Regions from separate parts of the Homo sapiens genome. Here region 2 is linked to region 1. Evidence: read pairs that join two places in POLR2A ChIA-PET (ENCODE). Cell type or tissue: MCF 10A. All regions are shown on one strand.

The links. Peaks named below come from ENCODE experiments on the same cell type or tissue, not always from the same donor. Only the 100,000 strongest peaks of a DNase experiment are listed, where the experiment ranks them.
Region 2: POLR2A ChIA-PET joins it to region 1 with 5 read pairs; 1 of 35 experiments calls an interaction of 5 or more read pairs at or near these places.

What each region holds. Positions count from the first base shown.
Region 1 is chr7:129,967,370-129,972,369 of GRCh38, forward strand. The region is part of intron 1 of UBE2H-DT (UBE2H divergent transcript); the gene reads left to right. Among named protein-coding and RNA genes, the nearest start is that of UBE2H-DT, 17 kb to the left of the region's middle. RefSeq lists enhancers at 1,001-1,643, 1,644-2,285. In MCF 10A, no CTCF peak of the experiment used is centred here; a DNase peak (open chromatin) is centred at 2,642.
Region 2 is chr7:129,777,376-129,782,375 of GRCh38, forward strand. No RefSeq gene overlaps it. Among named protein-coding and RNA genes, the nearest start is that of MIR183, 4.9 kb to the left of the region's middle. RefSeq lists enhancers at 1-409, 2,948-3,793, 4,640-5,000 and silencers at 2,108-2,237, 2,388-2,467, 2,528-3,327. In MCF 10A, no CTCF peak of the experiment used is centred here; DNase peaks (open chromatin) are centred at 2,636 and 2,956.

The DNA.
Region 1 (5,000 bases):
ACACAGCAAAGGATCCATCGTGCCTTCAGCTGACAGCTCTGTATTGTCAAGCAGGGGAAGGGGTGAAGGATAATTTTACCAAACTGTAGGATGATTGGCTTGATTCCTATCACATTCTGTTTGGCTAAAAATGAAGCTGTTCTAGGCCAGGCACGGTGGCTCACGCCTATAATCCCAGCACTTTGTGAGGCCAAGGCAGGTGGATCACGAGGTCAGGAGTTCGAGACCAGCCTGGCCAACATGGTGAAACCCTGTCTCTACTAAAAATACAAAAATTAACTGGGCGTGGTGGCGTATGCCTGTAGTCCCAGCTACTTGGGAGGCTGAGGCAGGAGAATCACTTGAACTCGGGAGGCAGAGGTTGCAGCAAGCCAAGATCGCGCTATTGCACTCCAGCCTGGTGACAGAGTGAGACTCTGTCTCAAAAAAAAAAAAATGATGCTGTTCCAGGCCGGGCACGTTGGCTCACACCTGTAATCCCAGCACTTTGGGAGGCCAAGGCGGACGGATCACCTGACGTCAGGAGTTTGAGACCAGCCTGAGCAACTTGGAAAAACCCCGTCTCTACTAAAAATACAAAATTAGCAATTAGCTGGATGTGGTAGTACATGCCTGTAATCTCAACTACTCAGGACGCTAAGGCAGGAGAATCGCTTGAACCCATGAGGCGGAGGTTGCAGTGAGCTGAGATTGCACCATTGCACTCCAGCCTGGGCAGTAAGAGTGAAAATCTGTCTCAAAAAAATAAAGAAATAAATGAAGCTGTTCCAAACCTGGACAGTGGTTGGGCCAGTGATCTAGGCCGTCTACATAGTTTCAAGCCCAGCGCAAACTTGGAAGGCCTCTAGGCCTTGCAGACAGTTGCATCTTTTTCTATCTTTTTTTTTTTTTTTTTTTAAAGACAAAGTCATTCTCCTGCCTCAGCCTCCCGAGTAGCTGGGACTACAGGCGTCTGCCACCATGCCCAGCTAATTTTTGTGTTGTTAGTAGAGATGGGGTTTTACCATGTTGGCCAGGCTGGTCTCAAACTCCCGACCTCAAGTGATCCACCTGCCTCGGCCTCCCAAAGTGCTGGGATTACAGGTGTGAACCACCACACCCGGCCAAGATAGTTGCATCATTTTGTCATGAGGAGAGAACACAAGAAATCTTTCAATTCACATGCTTTTTTAAAACCGGTGCTTACAGAAGTTGCAGTCACAATACATCTGGCTGCTCAGAACATCAAATTTAGAATCTAAACAGTTTTTCCCTAAGTCAATGTTCTGGACCCAGTTTATAAACCTCCTTAGATTTGCTAAGCCCCACTCCTTCCCAGGCCTTGATCCTGCCTCAGTCTCTCAGTCTTGCAGTGCTTCCCGCGTAGTGAGGGCAGTGCCGGCTGCATCCTTCTGTGGCTCTCCAGGCACAGCTGTCACTGCCATGGCTTCTTTCCTCACACAGCCACTGCCTCAACCTCCCCTAGGAGTGAGGGCCAAGGTGCAGCAGCTCCAGCACCAAACTGGACTCCAGGACCTTCTGGCTCCCCAGTAGCTGCTGAGAGGGGCCCAGTAACACAACCTGCACATGAAGGGGAGTTAACACCGTGGGGTGGACTTTTATGGAAAAGAGAGAGGAGGCCGGAAGGAGCCCGCAGTGGCTCATTCTGCTGCTGCTTTGTCCCCATGTGATTCTTCTAACGCTTGGAGGCCCCCGAATGAATGAAAACACAACGACCTGTCATCCATAATGAGAACACGTTCCTTCCTCAGCTGCCTAGCTTCCCCTCTTCCTCACTCTTGCTGCCCTGGGCTTGCAGCCCACCCCAGTGAAACATTAACCCTTGGGCTTTGCCTCTAGCTCTGTTTTCTAGGAAGCCACGTTAGGACAGGCAAATTATGCATTTACTTGAGGGTAGGAGCTTTACAAACCCTCCTGCTTTTCTACCTTGCACTCTTAAGTAGAAACTTCTCTCCTCTCTGGGAGGGAATGGTACTAGAAAGATAACTCTAACCCTTCTCCCAACCTCCAGTACTCCATGGGGTGACCATCAGCCCTTGGCAGGAAAACAGGGGGTGACTGTCCTGCACGTAGCCAGTAGTGTTGTCTAAGACTGGAGTCGGGGGAGAGTAAGTTGAATTCTGTGAGGAAAAGATAGAAAGCCCATTTTGATGTAGATACCAACCAATTTTTTTTTTTTCCAGATGGAGTCTTGCTCTTGGAGTGCGGTGGCGCGATCTCGGCTCACTGCAACCTCTGCCTCCCGGGTTCAAGTCATTCTCCTGCCTAGACTCTCGAGTAGTTGGGATTACAGGGGCGCGCCACTACGCCCAGCTAATTTTTGTATTTTTAGTAGAGACGGGGTTTCTCCATGTTGGTCAGGCTGGTCTTGAACTCCTGACCTCAGGTGATCTGCCCGCCTTGGCCTCCCAAAGTGCTGGGGTTACAGATGTGAGCCACCGTGCTCCGCCATTACCTGTATCTTCTTGCCTCAGAAGGAACGTTTGTGCAGACACTGCCTTTCCTGAAGTCAGTGTTTGACTTTCTGGTCCCCTGAGGCTATTTTCCTTCTCTCCCCACCCCCATCCCTAAACAGATATTCCTTGTTTTCTTGCAGAAGGCCCCACCCAGGCCTCACCTTCCCCTCCTCCACTCCATGGTGGCTTTTAGTGCTTGTGTGATTCACACGTGTCCATGTGCCTTTGCTTGCGGCTCTGTTCACCTTCCTGATGCCTGAATTTCAAGCTCCTGAAAAGGAAACTTTCTGGTATTCACTGGCATTGAATAAAGACAGGAAATAAGTGTCTCAGCACAGAAGAATTTCAGTGTATGCTACATTATCTAAGCTACCTCCTTGCCTGGGATTTTCAAGCAGTGCACAAAGAAGGGGTAAACCTCCCACATTCTTTATCTGAGACCTTCTGAAACACACTCAGGGTCTCAGAACCACTGGCCTGGCCTCTTGGTTACTCACAAGGCTGGTCCCAGCCACCAGCGATGACCAGTTAGCTTCCCTGCTTCCATCCAGCCAAGACCTAGCCAGGACTTGTCTGTCATGCCTGGTATTTTCTCTTGTTAAACTCCTGACTTCTGGGTTACCCTCAATTCCTTTTTTTTTTTTTTTTTTGAGACGGAGTCTCACTCTGCTGCCCAGGCTGGAGTGGAGTGCAGTGCCGAGATCTCGGCTCACTGCAAGCTCCACCTCCCGGATTCACACCAATCTCCTGCCTCAGCCTCCCCAGTAGCTGGGACTACAGGCACCTGCCACCATGCCTAGCTAATTTTTGTATTTTTAGTAGAGATGGGGTTTCACTGTATTAGCCAGGATGGTCTTGATCTCCTGACCTCATGATCTACCCGCCTCGGCCTCTCAAAGTGCTGGGATTACAGGTGTGAGCCACCGTGCCCGGCCAGGGTTACCCTCAATTCTCAAATCTCTCTCCCCAACCCTGAAGGGGAGGAAAAGGGGTGCAGTAGCTTTTGGAAATGCTTGTCTTTAGGGTAGGGAAGGTGTGAGACAGTCCCTGGAGTCTGCTCTGCAGTGAGTTCCCAGTCTCAGTTTCCCTCCCACACTGGCAACTGGGCTCAGAGCTGCGGGCTTCCTCCAGAGGCCAGTGGAATGGAAGGCTTCCTGCCCGGATACTGTGGAGTGTGAAGTTCACCTGCATGTGGGCCACTCCCTCGGAGGGCAGCCAAGGCTGGGGAGGTGGCCTGGTTTGGGAGGAAACTCTCAGAGAGGTGCCAGGATGCTTCTCCACACTTATAAATCCAACTGCTCACCCCTACCTTACAAGCTATTAGTTCCTCAAAAGGAAACAGAATAAGATTGGCAGGAAAACTGAGGGAACATTTAGAATTCAAATAGAATAACCACAGTGGCTTGTAGACCTGAAATTATTTTTCACTTTTAATATCCTTCCTGATTTAATTTTTTTTTAAACGAAGTGTCACTCTGTCGCCCAGGCTGGAGTGCAGTGGCGCTATTTCAGCTCACTGCAACCTCCGCCTCCTGAGTTCAAGCGATTCTCCTACCTCAGCCTCCCGAGCAGCTGAGATTACAGGTGCCCGCCAGCACACCCAGTTAATTTTTGTATTTTTGGTAGAGACAGGGTTTCACCATGTTGGTCAGGCTGGTCCTGAACTGCTGATCTCAGGTGATCCGCCCAAAGTGCTGGGATTACAGGCATGAGCCACCGCGCCCAGCCTCCTTTCTGATTTGAAAAGTAATATGTTCCAGCCGGGCATGGTGGCTCATGCCTGTAATCCCAGCACTTTGGGAGGCCGAGGCAGGCAGATCACCTGAGGTCAGGAGTTCGAGACCAGCCCGACCAACATGGAGAAACCCTATCTCTACTAAAAATACAAAAAATTAGCCGGGCATGGTGGGGCATGCCTGTAATCCCAGCTACTCGGGAAGCTGAGGCAGGAGAATCACTTGAACCCAGGAGGTGGAGGTTGTGGTGAGCCGAGATCATGCCATTGCACTCCAGCCTGGGCAACAGGAGCGAAACTCTGTCTTAAAAAAAAGAAAAAAGAAAAGTAATATGTTCCTGGCTGGGCATGGTGGCTCACGTCTGTAATCCCAGCACTTTGGGAGGCCAAGGTGGGCAGATCACTTGAGGTCAGGAGTTCAAGACCAGCCTGGCCAACATGGTGAAACCCCGTCTCTACTAAAATACAAAAATTAGCTGGGCGTGGTGGTACACTCCTGTAATCCCAGCTACTTGGGAGGCTGAGGCAGGAGAGTTGCTTGAACCTGGGAGGCGGAGGTTGCAGTGACCCAAGATCATGCCACTGCACTCCAGCCTAGGCAACAGAGCAAGACTCCATCTCAAAAAAAAAAAAAAAAAAGAATATGTTCTTAGTGGGGAAAACCTGGAACATGTAAAGAAAATAATGGTCTTGAGGCCAGGCGCGGTGGCTCATGCCTGTAATCCCAGCACTTTGGGAGGCCGAGGCGGGTGGATCACGAGGTCAGGAGATCAAGACCATCCTGGCTAACACGGTGAAACCCCGTCTAC
Region 2 (5,000 bases), 190 kb before region 1:
TCACCCCTCCTAACCCAAATGCGACAGGAAGCCCAAGTGCCGCAGTGCCTGGGGGGTGCCACGCCCGCTGGGGCCTCTCCATCCTGGTGGAGGGAGGCTGGGGCCTGGGCCCTAGGGAAGCAAGGTCTCCCAGCTCTCTCGAAAAGCGGGTAAGAGGAGCTCTCCGACATCAGCAGCAGAATCCCCACTCGGAATCTCAAAAGGGAAAACAGAGGCCTATGGCTTGGCGCAGGTCAGGATAGCAGCCTCTTCTGCCCTCCCTGCAGGACACAGCCCTGACCTTGAGATCAAAGGCACAGAAATCCGCTTCTGGAGTGGGAAGATGAAGACAAGGTCTCCCACACCCGCTGGGCGTCAGCGCCTGGCAATGGAAGAGGACCAAAAGAGATGCAACTTGCAGGCCAGGCTGGGCAGCCAGGGACTCACAGGGTGTGTGGGGGTCCTACACATCCTAGGAGGTCTCCACAAAGCGCCCCCTCCCACCTTCGGTCGCTCTCAGCCCCACCCTCCTGAACTCTACTTGGGCCTTCTTAAAACTCGAGTCCCCTTTCCCCTAGGGGTGTCCCTTCCTGGGCACTGGTGCCCAATGCAAAGGGCAGGCCCCCAACCCCTTCCAGTGTTAGAGGTGAGTGTTGCAGGACTCTGGGCTATGGGTACTCCGGGGTCCTTAGACAGCACATAGCCTACCGCTCGACTCCTGGCTCTCCTCTCCACCTCTACACAACGAATCTGGAGTCCAGGGTCCCAGCCGCGCCACCCACAACCGGTCTGGTCCTGATCCCTCCAGTCTCTATCAAATGCCCCTGAGGTCCCAGGGGCTAGAGGCTGCTGGGGCCCTTGAACGGGCATGCCCTGGACGCTGCGCCTGTCATCCTGTGTCCCCATGAGGTGCTGGGAGAGGGGCCCAGAGCTCCTTTCCCCGAAGCCCAGGCCGCCACCGACCCATTAAATAAATACTCAGGTGTCTGGGGTGCGGAGCTCACTCCAAGAGCCACTGGGCCCCGGTAGGAGAAAAAGAATAAACGAAATCCTCACAAGTGAGGCCGGCATCCTAGAATTTTCTCTTCTTTGCGTAAGGCCGACTCCAGAGGTCCCGCTAACTCCCCCGCAGGAGCATGAAGGGGCGGCCTTGAGCGGTAAAGAAACGAGCAGTGGTGGAGGCTGCCGCTCCGAGCCCAGGTCCGAACCGAGAGCCGCGCGGGGAATGTGGGGGTCGAGGCTGAGAGCTGGGCTTGGGGCAGGTTCCTTTGCGTTCGCTCAGGCCACGATGAGGCCACTAGGACAGATTTCTCCGAAGGCTCGGCCTCGGATCAGAGATCCGCCGACTCGGTGCCCATCGGTCGGGCTCACTGGGTGACAGGTAGAGGGTGATGCGCACCCGTAGAGCTGAGTGACCCGGCCCGAGAATCCGCCACCTGGCTCGCAGGATTTTCGCCCTCAGGAGCTTTGCGAAGACGGGCGCAAACCTGGGAGGCGCCGCCGCACCTTGCCTGTGGGGGTGGGGAGGTCGATTACGGCACCGCCCGCCCTCGGCCCTAATCGCTCAGAGCCGGCCTCAGTGCCCCTGCCCCCGGCGGGTATTACTGTACACGGTGTCCGGGAGCCCGGGTTGGAAGAGCAAACGAATGGCTCAGCCTGGAGGACACCGTGGAATCGGGCGACCCCTGACCCCGGGTGACACCCTCACTGCCCATAGTCCTGGGATGCGCTGACCGGTGAGGCGCCAGAGGCAAGCCGTCCAGCCGCCGATCTTGGGGAAGGGCTGGGAACCTGGGTGCCACTAGCGCTATTAACAGGAATGGGGCAGTTGAGGGCGGGGAACGGTGTCTCATTCGCGTGCGCCGGGGTTCCCGGGATGAGTGGCCGCGAAGTGGAGGCACACGGGAGGTCTGAGAGCCGCTTTCCCCCAGAGACTGGGCGGGGCGGCTCCGGGCCACGGAAGCAGCCTCGAACCAGCCGCGCAGCCCTGACAAGACGCTGGAGGGGCCAGCTCCGGGGCCCCGGCGCTCTCCGCAGCCCCCTCCCAGCCTGGCGCTTCCGCCTGAGCCCACCAGGGCGGCGAAACGCAGCCCGACCCCAGCCAAACTCCTCGCGGGTAGGCACCTCGCAAGCACCGGCCGCACTCGGACCGCAGCCGCTCCCGCCCCCGCCCCCGCCCGGGAACAGCGCTGGGCGCTGGGCAGACGCCACTGGCGGACCCGGGACCCAGGCGCCCCGTGGGCGCCTCCGCCTGAAGGCGCGGAAGAGCGAGTAGGCACTGCCGCGTCATCCCCGAAAGCCAGCTGCGCCGGGACTTCTGCCCTGCACCCGGGTTCTAGTGCGGCCGGTCCCGGGCGCCCGCCTCCGCCTCCTCTACTGAGCCCCGCTCTGGCTCCGCCCGGCCCGCCCCCCCGCTCCCGGCCCCAGACACTCACCTGCGCCGGCTCCAGGCTGGGCGCACAGCCGCCTCTCAGCTCCGCGCGGAGTCCACACCAGAGAAGCCAGGCAAAAACGGCCCCGGTTTGGAAAGAGCCGCATGGACGGAGCTTGAAGCGCGCCCGGCCCGGGCCCAAACCTCCGCTGCCCCGCGAGAGGGGGCGGCGCCGGAGCGCCGAGCCCAGCGGGGGAACAAAGGGGAGCCGGGACCCGGCCGCGCGCTTCCTGGGTGTCGGGTGACAGGTCTGCCGGGGAAGGCCCCGGCCCGGCCACCTGAAGAGGAGCCGCCTCCGCGCTGCAGGCGGGGGAGGTCCAGAGGGGTACCTGGGCCCGAGGACCGGAAGAACAGGGGGCGCGGGCTGCCCGGACCGCGCGGCTGGACGGAGGCCCTGCGGCTCCGGCACGGCTGCGCGGGGGCTCGACGGAGTGCACAGAGAATGACTCCAGGAGGGTTTTACCGCCCCCCGCCCCGGGCCCCGCCCGCCCCTCGCGCAGCGCCATTGGCTCAGGTGCCGCGAGGCGGGGAGGGGCAGGGGGCGGGCCGGGGATGATTCACCTTGAATGTGGCTCCGGTTGGTGCGCGGCGCAGGGCACGCCCGTCCGGGACTGCGGAGACGCCGGGAGCCCCGCCTGCTTGCCCAACCCGGCCGGGTCTGGCCCCAAGGGGTCCCGTCGCCCGCCTTCTATCCCCGCCTCCTGCCCTCGGGCTAGGGTGCCGCTAGCCGAGGTGCGCCCGGACGCCCTGCCACCCCAGCGCCCTCTGAGCCCGGAGCTAGCCGAGGTGTGTGTGGCGTGGCGTGCTTGGAAATCCGACCCTGGGAGGGGGGAGGGGAAGTGCGTTGGGAGCTGGGGCGCACCGTAGGGCCACTGGACGATCTCTGCAGTCTCCCCGCAGAAAGGTGCTCAAGGCTGACCTGTCTCAGGGGGCGCACCCGGACCCAGGGGCGCAGGGCTGGAATGGGGACAAGGGGCCTCCATGTCCTCACACGCCCACCCTCGGCCAGTTCTGCGGCCTCACAGGTGTCTGGCCACCGCTGCCGCCGCCGCCGGGAACAAAGGCTGTCTGTCCCAAGAGAGGGAGGGGGAGGGGAGCCGCCCCCCAGACCCGTTCCCATCTCCCCCTCCCCCCACTGCGACAGTGGCTCCCTCGGGAGGGGGCGGGGCCAGCCGGGGCTGGGGCGCGGACGCGGATTAGATCCTTCTCAACCGTCCTTTGGTCTGACACCACCCGGAGCATTCAGAAGGGACCGGGGGGCAGGGGCTAGGTCCTCCAAGCTGTCAGCGTTGGGGTGGCCTCTTCCTTCTTCCCCAGCATCCTGAGCACCGGAGCGCCCCCTCCCTCCCTGCTGCTTTGGCTGCCCTTGGCAGTCCCAGCTCCGCCCCGCCCGGCCGCCCCAGACGGCAACGGCAGCTCAAAACCAGATTAAAATAAAACGTTAATCCGCCCTTCTCCTTTTTAGCTTCTAGTTCTTCCCAATCGACCCCCGCAGATCTGGCACCCTAGAAGCCCCTGTAAAATGAGGGTGGTGCTTAGCCTATGCTCCCACCAAACCTAACCCTTGCACTTGAAGACCGTTAACACCTTGTCTTGGGCTCGAGCAAAAGAAGGGGGTGAGGCAGTGGAAGCGGGGCCCGGGAAATCTATAGTTTCCCCACCCCCAGCTCCTGCCGAGCCGGGAGGGGCCAAGGGTGACGGCAAGGATACGAACCCTTCAATATGCCCGACTCCCGGGCAGGGCCTGCTGAAGCCGTAGATGTCGCAGCCAGATGGATCGGGAAGCAAGATTCCCACCCCAGGTGGATAACTGGACGAGTCTCAGGGCCTCGGGGCCCCTCTCCCCATGCAGCCAGGGATGGGCACGGTGAGCGAGAACCCGGACAGCGGAGATAATGAGCACGTCACAGAGCCCAACGGGCCAAAAGGGGGTGATAGCTCCACATTAACCCCTCCCCGTCCTACTAGCATTCCCCCGCCCATCTAGGTCGCCTCGAGCCTCCCTGGCTGTCTCTGCACCCGCGCCCTACCTGGTCCTCAGACCCATGCGATGCTGGGCAACCCGGGCCGGGTGTGCCCAGGACCGCAAAGCGGGAAGCGCAGGCCTTGCGGACTGCGAGTGGCCCCCGCGGCCTGCTGCTCCCCTTTATAACGCGCGCCCCGCCCCCCGCGCTCCGGGCGCCCCGCCCTGGCCCATTCACCTGCTGTCGAGAACCAGACACCGCGCAGCAGAAAGCTAGCCGCTGGGCCGCGAGGTCCGGCCGTCGGAGCGGGCGGGGCTGGGGCGCCGCCGAGACAGATCCGATTTCCACCTTTTCTTAAATGCGCTGCTGAAAGTCGAGAAGGCCCCGGCCGGGGAGCTCGCGTCGCTTCCTCCCCCCTCAGCTCCCCTCGCACCCTGAGTCCCCCAGCCCCACTCCGGGAGGGGCCGCGAAACTGCACCCGCAAGGGCCTCATACATATTTTAAGGAGCAGGCCAGGCAGGTAACCGGAGCTGGACTCGGACGGTGAGGGGGCGGCCCCCGGGGACCTGATACCCTGGATCCCTTACGGCTCAGGGCTCAGGCGGGGGAAGAGGTGGCTCAGGACG